Linked DNA regions of Homo sapiens: region 2 is linked to region 1. Evidence: chromatin contacts called from ENCODE Hi-C or POLR2A ChIA-PET data. All regions are on one chromosome and are shown on one strand. Each heading gives the region's core, a stretch centred on a gene start or an enhancer-like site at or near the end of the contact. The rest is flanking DNA. Distances are from core to core; before and after follow the strand shown. Region 1 holds the start of GLRX3 (glutaredoxin 3). Region 2 holds the start of MTG1 (mitochondrial ribosome associated GTPase 1).

Region 1 (4,986 bases), core at 727-3,226:
CTCCAAAAGGCTTTTAAACACCACAGTAGTGCTGCCCAAGAAAATTCAAGGGCCACGAATGAAAGTTGCCTATGAAATTAGACATTTCTCAGGAGCCAAAGGTAAAAGAGACCAATTTAAATAATATATTTCAGAAAACCGAATATATCCAAATATCCTCATTTCAACATGTAATCAATATAAAAAGTATGAATGATATGCTACTTTTCTCGTACGAAGTCTTTGCAATCCAGTGAGCCCAGTCCTCTGGCAGCTGTTAGCATGGACTGAGTACCTCCTATGTGTCTGACTCTGATCCAGGCACTGAGACACAGATCAGCTCCTGCCCTTTAAGAACACAGGCCAATGGAGGACAAGCACAGTTCTACAACATGAGACAGGCCACGGTAGAAGCAAGCAAAGGAGGCCTGGGAACACCTGGCTAGTAGGGAAGGCTCTGTGGGGGCTTGGCCTCAAAGCCCAGGGACAGCAGGGGGACCAGTCAGAAGGAGCCCCAAGTGTCTGGGTGGGAGCGATGGTGTTCCCTGAGATGGGAACCAAGAGGAGAGGCACTTTGGAGGGAAGGCCCAGTGTGGTTTGGGGATATCCAATAAAAGATGGCCCCTCCTCAAAGTTAGTGGATGCTAGGCTCTGGGATGCAGGGGAGGGTTCTGGGCTTGCTATTGAGGTTTCCCTGGAGGTTGATGTCACTGGGGGCATGGAGATTACTCAGGCCAGAAGGTGTGTGGGAAGCATGGGGTGTGGGGTACAGAGTACACCACATGGAGAGCCAACATCAGGGGGATTCCCAAGGGAGAAAGACAAGCCAGGGATCATCCAAGGAGGCAAGACGGGAGGAGTGCAGGGATCTGTGGACCCACCCAGCCCCTTCTGTTCTGAGGTTACAATGGGTGATGGCTCTGTGGGGCTGCAATGAGTGGCGGCACGCGCGGAGGGCCAGGGGAGGAGGGACATGCTGTGGGCTCCGGGTTCAGGTCCCAGGACTGAATTGGAAGCACCCTGTCTGTGTTGAAGTTCAAGATCTACCACTTCTGTTCCCAGACCTCCCAGTTCTTCCTCACCTTTATGCAATTTCATTTTTGATAATTTCAGCTTCCTAAATGTACACATCTGACTTCACTTTCACTCACATGTCTCACCCCCACCCCTCCACCGGCCCCTTCTATTACAGACCCAGGAGACACAGGAAGTGCAAGGAAGGTCTGGAGCCCCAAAAGCCAGGAGCCTCAGGAGTCAGGTGTCCTGACAGCCAGGAACCCTGACACCCAGGAGCCCTGGCACCCAGGAACCCCAACAGCCAGAAGCCTCTACCACCAGGAGCCCTGACAGCAAGGAACCCCGACACCCAGGAGCCCCTACTACAGCCAGGAAGCCAGGAACCCTAACACCAGGAGCCCTGACACCCAGTCACCCCGACAGCCAGGAAGCCAACAGCAAGAAGCCTCTACCACCAGGAGCCCTGACAGCAAGGAACCCCGACACCCAGGAGCCCCTGCTATAGCCAGGAACCCTAACACCCAGGAGCCCCTACAGTCAGGAACCCCGACACCCAGGGGTCCCGACAGCCAGGAACCCCGACACCCAGGGGTCCCGACAGCCAGGGGCCATTACGGCCAGGAGCCCCGACAGCCAGGGACCTCGACGGCCAGAATCCACTACATCCAGAAGCCCTTATAACCGGGAACCTCCATAGCCAGGAGCCCCTACAGCCAGGAGCCCCTTCAGCCAGGGAGCCCCGAAAGCCAGGAGCCCCGACAGCCAGGAACCATAACAGCCATGAACCCCGGGAGCCAGGAGGCCCGCAGCGGAGTGCCCAGACTTGGCAGGGTCAGAGCCCCCCAGCGGGATCCAGAGCCCGCCGCCGAGGCCCCTTTTGGGATTTCTCAGGCTCGGCAGCCTCAGCGCAGGCAGGGGCGGGGCTTTCCCTCGCGCAGCCGCTCAGCTCCCCGTGGCCCCGCCCACATCCGGCCGCCGGCACTGGATTGCTTCTGTCTGGCGGCGGCAGCATGGCGGCGGGGGCGGCTGAGGCAGCTGTAGCGGCCGTGGAGGAGGTCGGCTCAGCCGGGCAGTTTGAGGAGCTGCTGCGCCTCAAAGCCAAGTAAGCGGGGCGGCGAGCGGTAGGAGTGAGGAGCCGGAGCGGGAGCGGCCGCGAGACCGGGCCGGTGTGGGGCGGCGGGTGGCCCAGCCTGGCTTCTTGGTGCCCGGCTCCCTTCGGCCTCGGGGGACCGGGCCCGGCGCCACCCGTAGACTCCCCCGAGCCTCCGCGTGAGTGGCCCGAGCCGCAGGTTCCCCGCCCCGGAACAGCGAGCAGGGCGCGAGGCTCGCCTGGAAGCCCCGGCCCCAGCCCTGGCTCCGACCCCGACGGCTGTCCAAGCCCGGGGGACGCGACCTTCCCGGCCTCTGGCCTGGGCGGCCCCGCCGCGGGACGGAGGCGGTGGTGACTCAGCCGTGCCGCAGTGGCGGGGCGGGGGACGGGGCGGCGCCGAGACCCCGGCCCTCCGCGCCACGGAGCGGGACCCACGGCTGCGGGCTCCACCTTTCCTGTGCCCGCCGGGAGGGAGCGGCAGGCTCGGCGTCGGCCCATTGCTCTTCAGCCTCCCTTCAGGAACGCCCCTGTCGCAGGAAGAGCGGCGAGGGAAGGCCCCGTTGCATTAGCTAGGCCTGGCTGCCTTTTGAAGTCAGCCTTTAAAGTTTGTTGGACAGCAGGTAGCCTCAGTCTTCAGACTTAACCTGTTGCCGGAGACAGAGATTTCCTGTTCCATGAACTGGTGTAGTGAGAGTCTGTTCAGATTTGGCGCCGGTGTCCAGGTCTTCAATCCCTGGGAAGACTACAAAAGGAGATCCAGAGGAATGCATAGAAAGCGTTTTCTGGGTGGACTAGAAGCTCTGAACTGCAAGCATGCTTACGAGTAAATGCTTACTAGCGTGCGTGCCTGCAGGGAAAGGTCTGCACGTGGACTCTCCGTGATAATACCACCTCACATTGTAGACTACTCCAAGGACTGAGTTGTTCTCTTAGTTGTATTATTAGCGGTTGTTATGGGAACTCTTATGTCGGATTGCCTGGGATCCAGTCCCACCGCAGCCACTCAGTAGCCATGTAACCCCTGGGCACGTTTCATGCCCAAGCCTCAGTTTCCCGACGGTGACATAGATTAGCACCTGTTAGTACCTCAGGGTTGTTGTGAGGGTTAAATGAGATGACGTATGTAAAATACAAATAATACAATGCCTAGTATGCAGGAAGCACTCAGTAGATGTTGGCACTTAGTATTTCAGTAGGAAGTAGAATGGTTCATGGAATTCACAGGCAAAAAGCTTTGTTTTGTTTTGTTTTTGAGACAGGGTCTGGCTCTGTCACCCAGGCTGCAGTGTAGTGGAGCGATCACGGCTCCCTGCAGCCTCCGCCTCCCAGGCTCAAGTGATCGACCCACCTCATCCTCCCGAGTAGCTGGGACCACAGGTGCTCACCACCACGCCCGTCTAATTTTTATTTTTTTTTATAGAGACGAGGTCTCGCCATGTTGCCCAGCCTCGTCTCGACCTTCTGGACTCGAGCGATCTGCCCTCCTCAGCCTCCCAAAGGGTTGGGATTACAGGTGTGAGCTACCACGTCCGGCCAGAAATGCTTATTGATCTAAATTTTGTTTTGTTTGTTTTCGAGACAGGCTGTTGCTCTGTTGCCCAGGCTGAGTGCAGTGGCGTGATCTCGGCTCACTGCAGCCTCTACCTCCTGGGTTCAAGCGATCCTCCCACCTCAGCCTCCTGAGTATCTGGGACTACACGTGCGGTCCACCACGCTGGGCTAATTTGTGTATTTTTCGTAGAGGCAGGGTTTCCTCATGTTGCCCAGGCTGGTCTCTGGAACTCCTGAGCTCAAGTGATTCGCCTGCCTCGGCCTTGTAAAGTATCGGGATTACAGGCTTGAGCCCCCGTGACCTGCCCTGTTGATCTAAATTGAGTGAAATTTTGCCGACTGAATTTGAATTAGAGGCAAGTAGTACTCTGATTTTGCAATGGAGAGTGCAGGTGAGATGGGGTGTTGCCTTTGGAAATGGGGAGGGGTGCGAGTTACTGACTAATGGTTAGAAATGCTTTATGGGGGTGATGAAATTAAAGTGTTATTTAAACAGCTCTTTAGGCATTTCAGGTTTACCTGGGAAATTGTTACGGAAAAAAGCAGGGGTTGGGGAGGGACATGTGACATTTACTCACTGATGGAAGCTGGGCTCTGACTCATCCAGTACAGATCAGCACAATCACAGGAGTCACCAGAAGTGGCCTCTTGAAATGAGCAGGTCTTGTGTGGACCTGCCCTAAGTAAACGTTTTGAATTTACCATCACCTGAAAGGCTGTTTTGTCTGTTTTACATGTTTGTTTTAAATGCTTCATGTTTTAAAAAGTCCTTAAACTATCAAAATGAATAAAAGTGTTTTTTTTTTTTTTTTTTTTTGGGGGGGAGACAGAGTCTCTCTCTGTTGCCCAGGCTGGAGTAGAGTGCAGTGACACAATCTTGGCTCACTGCAACCTCTGCCTCACGGGTTCAAATGATTCTCCTGCCTCAGCCTTCTGAGTAGCTGGGATTACAGGTGCCCGCCACCACGCCTGGCTAATTTTTGCATTTTTAGTAGAGATGGGTTTCACCATGTTGGCCAGGCTGGTCTTGAACTCCTGACCTTAGGTGATGGGCCCGCTTCCCAGCGTGCTGGGATTACAGGCATGAGCCACTGCGCCCGGCCAAAATGGATAAAAGTTTAAATGTAAGTACCATTTGGATGTTGTATCCTTGCCGCTGGCCTGTACTTGAAATGGCCCAGGAAACAATGTGCACTTTCCTTAGTGACTAGTTCAAACGGACACGTGATAAATGATGTGTGGCATCTGGGGAAGGAGCACATTTCTGCAGCTTTTTTGGTGAAGATGGAGACATTTAAGAATATTAGGCCGGGCGCGGTGGCTCACGCCTGTAATCCCAGCACTTTGGG
Region 2 (4,986 bases), core at 2,487-4,986, 3.3 Mb after region 1:
CACACACACACACACACACACACACAAGTAGCCAGGCATGGTAGCATGCACCTGTAGTCCCAGCTGCTCAGGCTTGGGCCCAGGAAGTTGAGGCTGGAGTAAGCTATGACTGCACCACTGGACTCCAGCCTGGGTGTCAGAGCAAGACTCTGTCTCAGAAAACATAAAAATAAAACCATATAACTATGATACCATTTACCCACTTAAAAATTAATAATCATTCCTCAATATGATCCAATATTTAGTCACTGTTCAGTTTTCCAATCAGCTCATGGTCTCTCTTCAGTGAACCTGCTTGGAAATGTTGCTTCTTGAGTTTTCAGTTTCAGGTGTTACTAATTGACTTCTCATTACATCAGATAAGGCTGTAGCTTTCTTCCTCTGCCCACCCGACTCCCAGATCCCTCCCCCACCCTCCCCATATGTGATCCAGGAGTTGAGGCCAGATCACTATTCAGTGTTTACACCCCTTGTTTTCTCTAAAAGCTGTTCACACCTGAGCTGCGGGGTGCAGTGGCTTCCTTTCCCACCCATTGGTGGATGCGTGTGAGCCGTCTTCCCACCCGTTGGTGGATGCGTGTGAGCCGTTTTCCCGCCCGTTGGTGGATGCGTGTGAGCCGTTTTCCCGCCCGTTGGTGGATGCGTGTGAGCCGTTTTCCTGGCTGTTGATGGATACATGTGAGCTGTTTTCCTGCCCGTTGGTGGATGTGTGTGAGCTGTTTTCCTGGCTATTGGTGGGTACACGTGAGCCCTTTTCTCGTCCGTTGGTGGAGGTGTGTGAGCTGTTTTCCTGCTTCTTGGTGGATGCTTGTGAGCCATTTTCTGTGTTTCCTTGCCCAGACCCTGCTGTCTGAATTGCATCCCCATTCTAACCCTGGCTCTTCTTTGCAGCTCCAGATCCTGTTTGCGGGGGAAGCCACACATCGCACGTTTTACTCCACGACGCACGGGGCTCTGCTGTCGGGATGGAGGGAGGCCGACCGCCTCCTCAGTCTGTGGGCCCCGCAGGTGCAGCAGCCCAGGCCCAGGCTCTAGCTGGGCCCAGCCTACTCTGTTCCACCCGTGTCGGGGGTAGGCTGGGACCCTCATTTCTTCTGACAGATTTCAGTCTGGCTTGAAATTTGGGGATGTTAATGAGGGTCCTCTGGTTTTTGGTAACCAGGGCCACCTTCTCAGTTCTTGTGTCTGTTATTGGAGTCTGGCCAGGGTTGACTTGAGCTGAGACACCAGATGCTCACGGAGATGCTGGACACATAAAGCAAGTTACAGCCACAGCTCCCAGAGCCATCTTTCCTGCCTTGAGGCTGTCCTGTCCTTCCTGCCTTGGGGCTCCAGCATCTGCTGCTGTTGTCTTTGTCTTGCTCCGGGCCCAGGTTGCACAGGGCCCTGTGTCTCCAATCCCCACAACCACACATGGCCCCACACTCTGGGTTCCCTGAACTCTGGGTCCTGTAGTTGCTTCTCGTGCCCCTGCATTCTCGTGGCTGCTGCCTGGGATGACAGCATAGCTGACAACCCTCCTCTTGCTCATCAACTGATGCTGCATCAGGCGCCCACTTCACAGGTTCGCAGGGCACTGGGGAGATGAGGGGTGCCCTGCCCTGCCCTGAGGCCGGGGGTTTTCTGGAGGAAGTGAATACATAATAAGGCCTGAAAAGAGAAACGGTGCCCAGCCCATGGGAGCCAGGGAGTGTGTGGGGCGTGGGCAGTGCTGGGGTGAGTGTGCTGGGTGCTGGGGGGTGTTGGGGTGGGGGCAGTGCTGGGGTGCTGGGGGGTGTTGGGGTGTGGGTAGTGTTGGGTGCTGGGGGGTGTTGGGGTGAGTGTGCTGGGTGCCGGGGGATGTTGGGGTGTGGGCAGTGCTGGGGTACCACGTGGTATTGGGGTGAATGTGCTGGGAGTCCAGGCCCCTCTCCGGCCCCTCCACCCCAGCCTGGATCTGCAGGGCTCCTCTCTTCTCACCCTCTGGTCTCTGTTCAAATTGCCCCTCCTAGGATGTTCCCTGACCCCACCCTCCCGAGCCCCAGCCTCCCTCTGTAGCCAGCAGCCCCACCTGCATTTGCTGTGTCACCAGACTGTTCTCTCTGGGGACACCTGCCCATCAGACGCCTGGGAGAGAAATTCAGATTCCACAGGGTTTTATTGTGGTTTTGTGCTCCTAGGACCATGAGGGAATGCAGCTTCCTTAAAGTACAAAAATCTTTATCATTGACATTTAGGGTTTCATCAATTCTGTATCCCAGGGAGAAAGGCAGCAAGACCCAGGCTGCCCCCTCTGGGTGTGAGGGACCGGCTTGGTGAGGAGGGGGCTTGGGGGCATTGACCTAGCAGGAGGCCCTGACTGCCCCCACTCAGCCCAGAAACCACCTGGGAGGCTTCTGTCTTCCACGGAGGGGCCACTCTCTCATGCCCAAAAATATTTACAGCTAGGCGTTAGGGTATTAGGTGGTTTAAGAACATCAGAACCATGGCAATATTTTTGTACTTAGAATTTGAGCATGTTTGGTATTTTCAGTAGCTTGTTTAAAAAATTCCAGTAGAGGCTGGGTGCCATGGCTCATGCCTGTAATTCCAGCACTTTGGGAGGCTGAGGTGGGCAGATCACCTGAGGTCAGAGTTCGAGACTAGCCTGGCCAACATGGTGAAACCCCATCTCTACTAAAAATACAAAAAAAGTAGCCGGGCGTGGTGGTGCGCACCTGTAGTCCCAGCTACTCAGGAGGCTAAGGCAGGAGAACTGCTTGAACCCCGGGAGGCGGAGGTTGCAGTGAGCCAAGATCACGCCACTGCACTCCAGCCTGGCGACAGAGCGAGACTCCGTCTCAAAAATAAAAATTCCGGTAGAGTAATACTCTTGTAACGCAGTGTGCAATTGAGCAGTTGCTGACTGCTGATTTAGAGTTGAAATCCGACTATATTTATGTCTAGTCTTGGACAGTGGAGAATATTTCAGCCTCATTAATTAATCGGTTTAATTTAGCAGAACTGCAGTCAGTATTTGGAAACAGTTTGTTATATTAAACCCTGAAGTACTTGAGGCTGCGCGCGGTGGCTCATGCCTGTAATCCCAGCATTTTGGGAGGCCGAGACAGGTAGATCACTTGAGGTCAGGAGTTGGAGACCAGCCTGGCCAACATGGTGGAACTCCATCTCTACTAAAAATACAAAATCAGCCGGCGTGGTGGCAGGCGCCAGTAATCCCAGCTACTCCGGAGGCTGAGGTGGGAGAATCCCTTGAACTCAGGAGTTGGAGGTTGCAATGAGCGAGATCGTGCCACTGCACTCTTGGGCAACAGAGCGGAGACTCCGTCTCAAACAAAACAAAACAAACAAAAACCCTGAAGTACTTAAAAAGAAAATGAAGAGATTACATTTATAAGGTAAATTTAAAGTATTTGAGAGATTTTAACCAAATTGTAAAAAGAGATTGCTAAATTTTTACACTTATACTCAGGATATGCTTAAGGGAGAACGATGATTTTTAATATTTAATGAATGTTAATAAATCTGCGAATTACTTAAACCCACAAAACCCAGGAACCTCCCCGTCCCCCCGGGTCTCCTCGCAGTCCCGCCCCGACGCTCGACCCACCATTCGTCCCTCCCTCTGGGCCCGGGCCCCGCCCACTCCGGGCTTCGCCGGAGGCGGAGGCAACGTCGTGCGCACGCGCAGGCCGTGGTGCGGCCCCTTGGAGCGCCGGAAGCCCGCAGTGCCGGAGGCCCGCAGCGCCGGAACCTCAGAGGCGGGTCGCAGCGGCGCAGAGGAGGTCAGCTGCGGGAGCGTTTCCGGGGACGGTGCCGCCATGAGATTGACCCCGCGCGCGCTGTGCAGCGCCGCCCAGGCCGCCTGGCGGGAGAACTTCCCCCTGTGCGGTCGCGACGTGGCGCGCTGGTTCCCGGGCCACATGGCCAAGGGTGAGGCACGGCGGGGAGGGGCAAGGTCATGCCTACGGCCGCGGCGCCTCTGCTTCCCTCCCACCCCGGTTTCGGCCGTCGCCTGCTTCTCCCGGTCGTTCTGGGCTGGCCCCGCCCCTCCTCCCTTGTCTCCCCTCCTTCCCCGCTCTCACCCGCTCCCGGAGCCGCCGGGACCCCTTCCCCTGCGCAGCTGCGGGAGAGGCCCGTTCCCGCGAGTGCCCCCGCGGCGCAGCCTCGGACCCAGGGCCTGCTTGACCTCCTACCTCTGGCCCGCCGCCCCTGTCCTCTGTTCCCAGCAAGTTCCTTCTGCCCTTTTAATCCCCCGAAGCCTCCGTTTCCACATGTTCTTGACAAGATAGACTTTTCTGAGTCTTTTGGGGACTAAATGAAACAGTGGGTATGAAGGCACCTGTTCAGTTTTAACTGGTATCTTGAGTCGTTCTCCTGCTTAACGTCTTTGGTAATTCTTACTGTTTGTCACAATTCGGCCCCAAGAAGACCTCTGGGGCCAGCCCAGCCCGTCTAGGTGTTGTGATGGCCACTCCTGCGTCGGCTCCGCGTGTACTGGGGGCCGAGGGGGAAGAAGGGCCCGTGTGGGTGACTGAGGCTGTGTCCTCGGTCTTCGGATAACACTGGAGGGGAAGAAAGCTGGAAGCTTTGTTATCTTGGTTGTGTGTGGTATTCCTGGTTAGGGGACTATCGTCATCATCCCCGCGAGGTAGCAGGGGCCTAATGAGCCAGTGTTACTCTGTGTTATAGCCCAGATTAAGACCCGTGGAAGGGCCCGGCCCGGTGGCTCACGCTTGTAATCCCAGTACTTTGGGAGGCCGAGGTGGGCAGATCACGAGGTCAGGACATCGAGACTATCCTGGCCAGCATGGTGAAACCGTGTCTCTACTAAAAATACAAAAAATTAGCCCGGCATGGTGGCGCGTCCCTGTAGTCCCAGCTACTCGGGAGGCTGAGGCAGGAGAATTGCTTGAACCTGGCAGGCGGAGGTTGCAGTGAGCCGAGATCGTGCCACTGCACTCCAGCCTGGGTGACAGAGCAAGACTCCGTCTCAGAAAACAAAAA

The links. Hi-C counts contacts between places; a loop is a spot of excess contacts on that map. ChIA-PET counts read pairs that join two places held with the same protein, here RNA polymerase II (POLR2A). Pooled maps may share reads with other maps.
Region 2: a map of ascending aorta shows a loop between it and region 1 (21-fold over the local background). The contact joins the promoter of MTG1 here to the promoter of GLRX3 in region 1. A Hi-C loop is called at or near these places in 1 of 168 maps with a recorded cell type or tissue (ascending aorta) and 4 of 50 pooled maps. POLR2A ChIA-PET finds 5 or more read pairs at or near these places in 1 of 52 experiments (activated B cell).

What each region holds. Positions count from the first base shown.
Region 1 is chr10:130,134,415-130,139,400 of GRCh38, forward strand. It overlaps GLRX3 (glutaredoxin 3), which reads left to right and starts at 1,977. Exons shown (of 11, transcript NM_006541.5): 1 at 1,977-2,098. The coding sequence starts at 2,007. LOC105378561 (a long non-coding RNA gene) reads right to left here and starts at 1,957. Exons shown (of 6, transcript XR_001747659.2): 1 at 1-1,957. RefSeq lists a silencer at 1,959-2,558 and enhancers at 2,759-2,808, 3,087-3,722, 3,723-4,357.
Region 2 is chr10:133,390,421-133,395,406 of GRCh38, forward strand. It overlaps MTG1 (mitochondrial ribosome associated GTPase 1), which reads left to right and starts at 3,737. Exons shown (of 11, transcript NM_138384.4): 1 at 3,737-3,912. The coding sequence starts at 3,801. It overlaps PAOX (polyamine oxidase), which reads left to right. Exons shown (of 7, transcript NM_152911.4): 7 at 892-1,274. The coding sequence ends at 1,035. RefSeq lists silencers at 3,529-3,878, 3,939-4,138 and an enhancer at 4,463-4,986.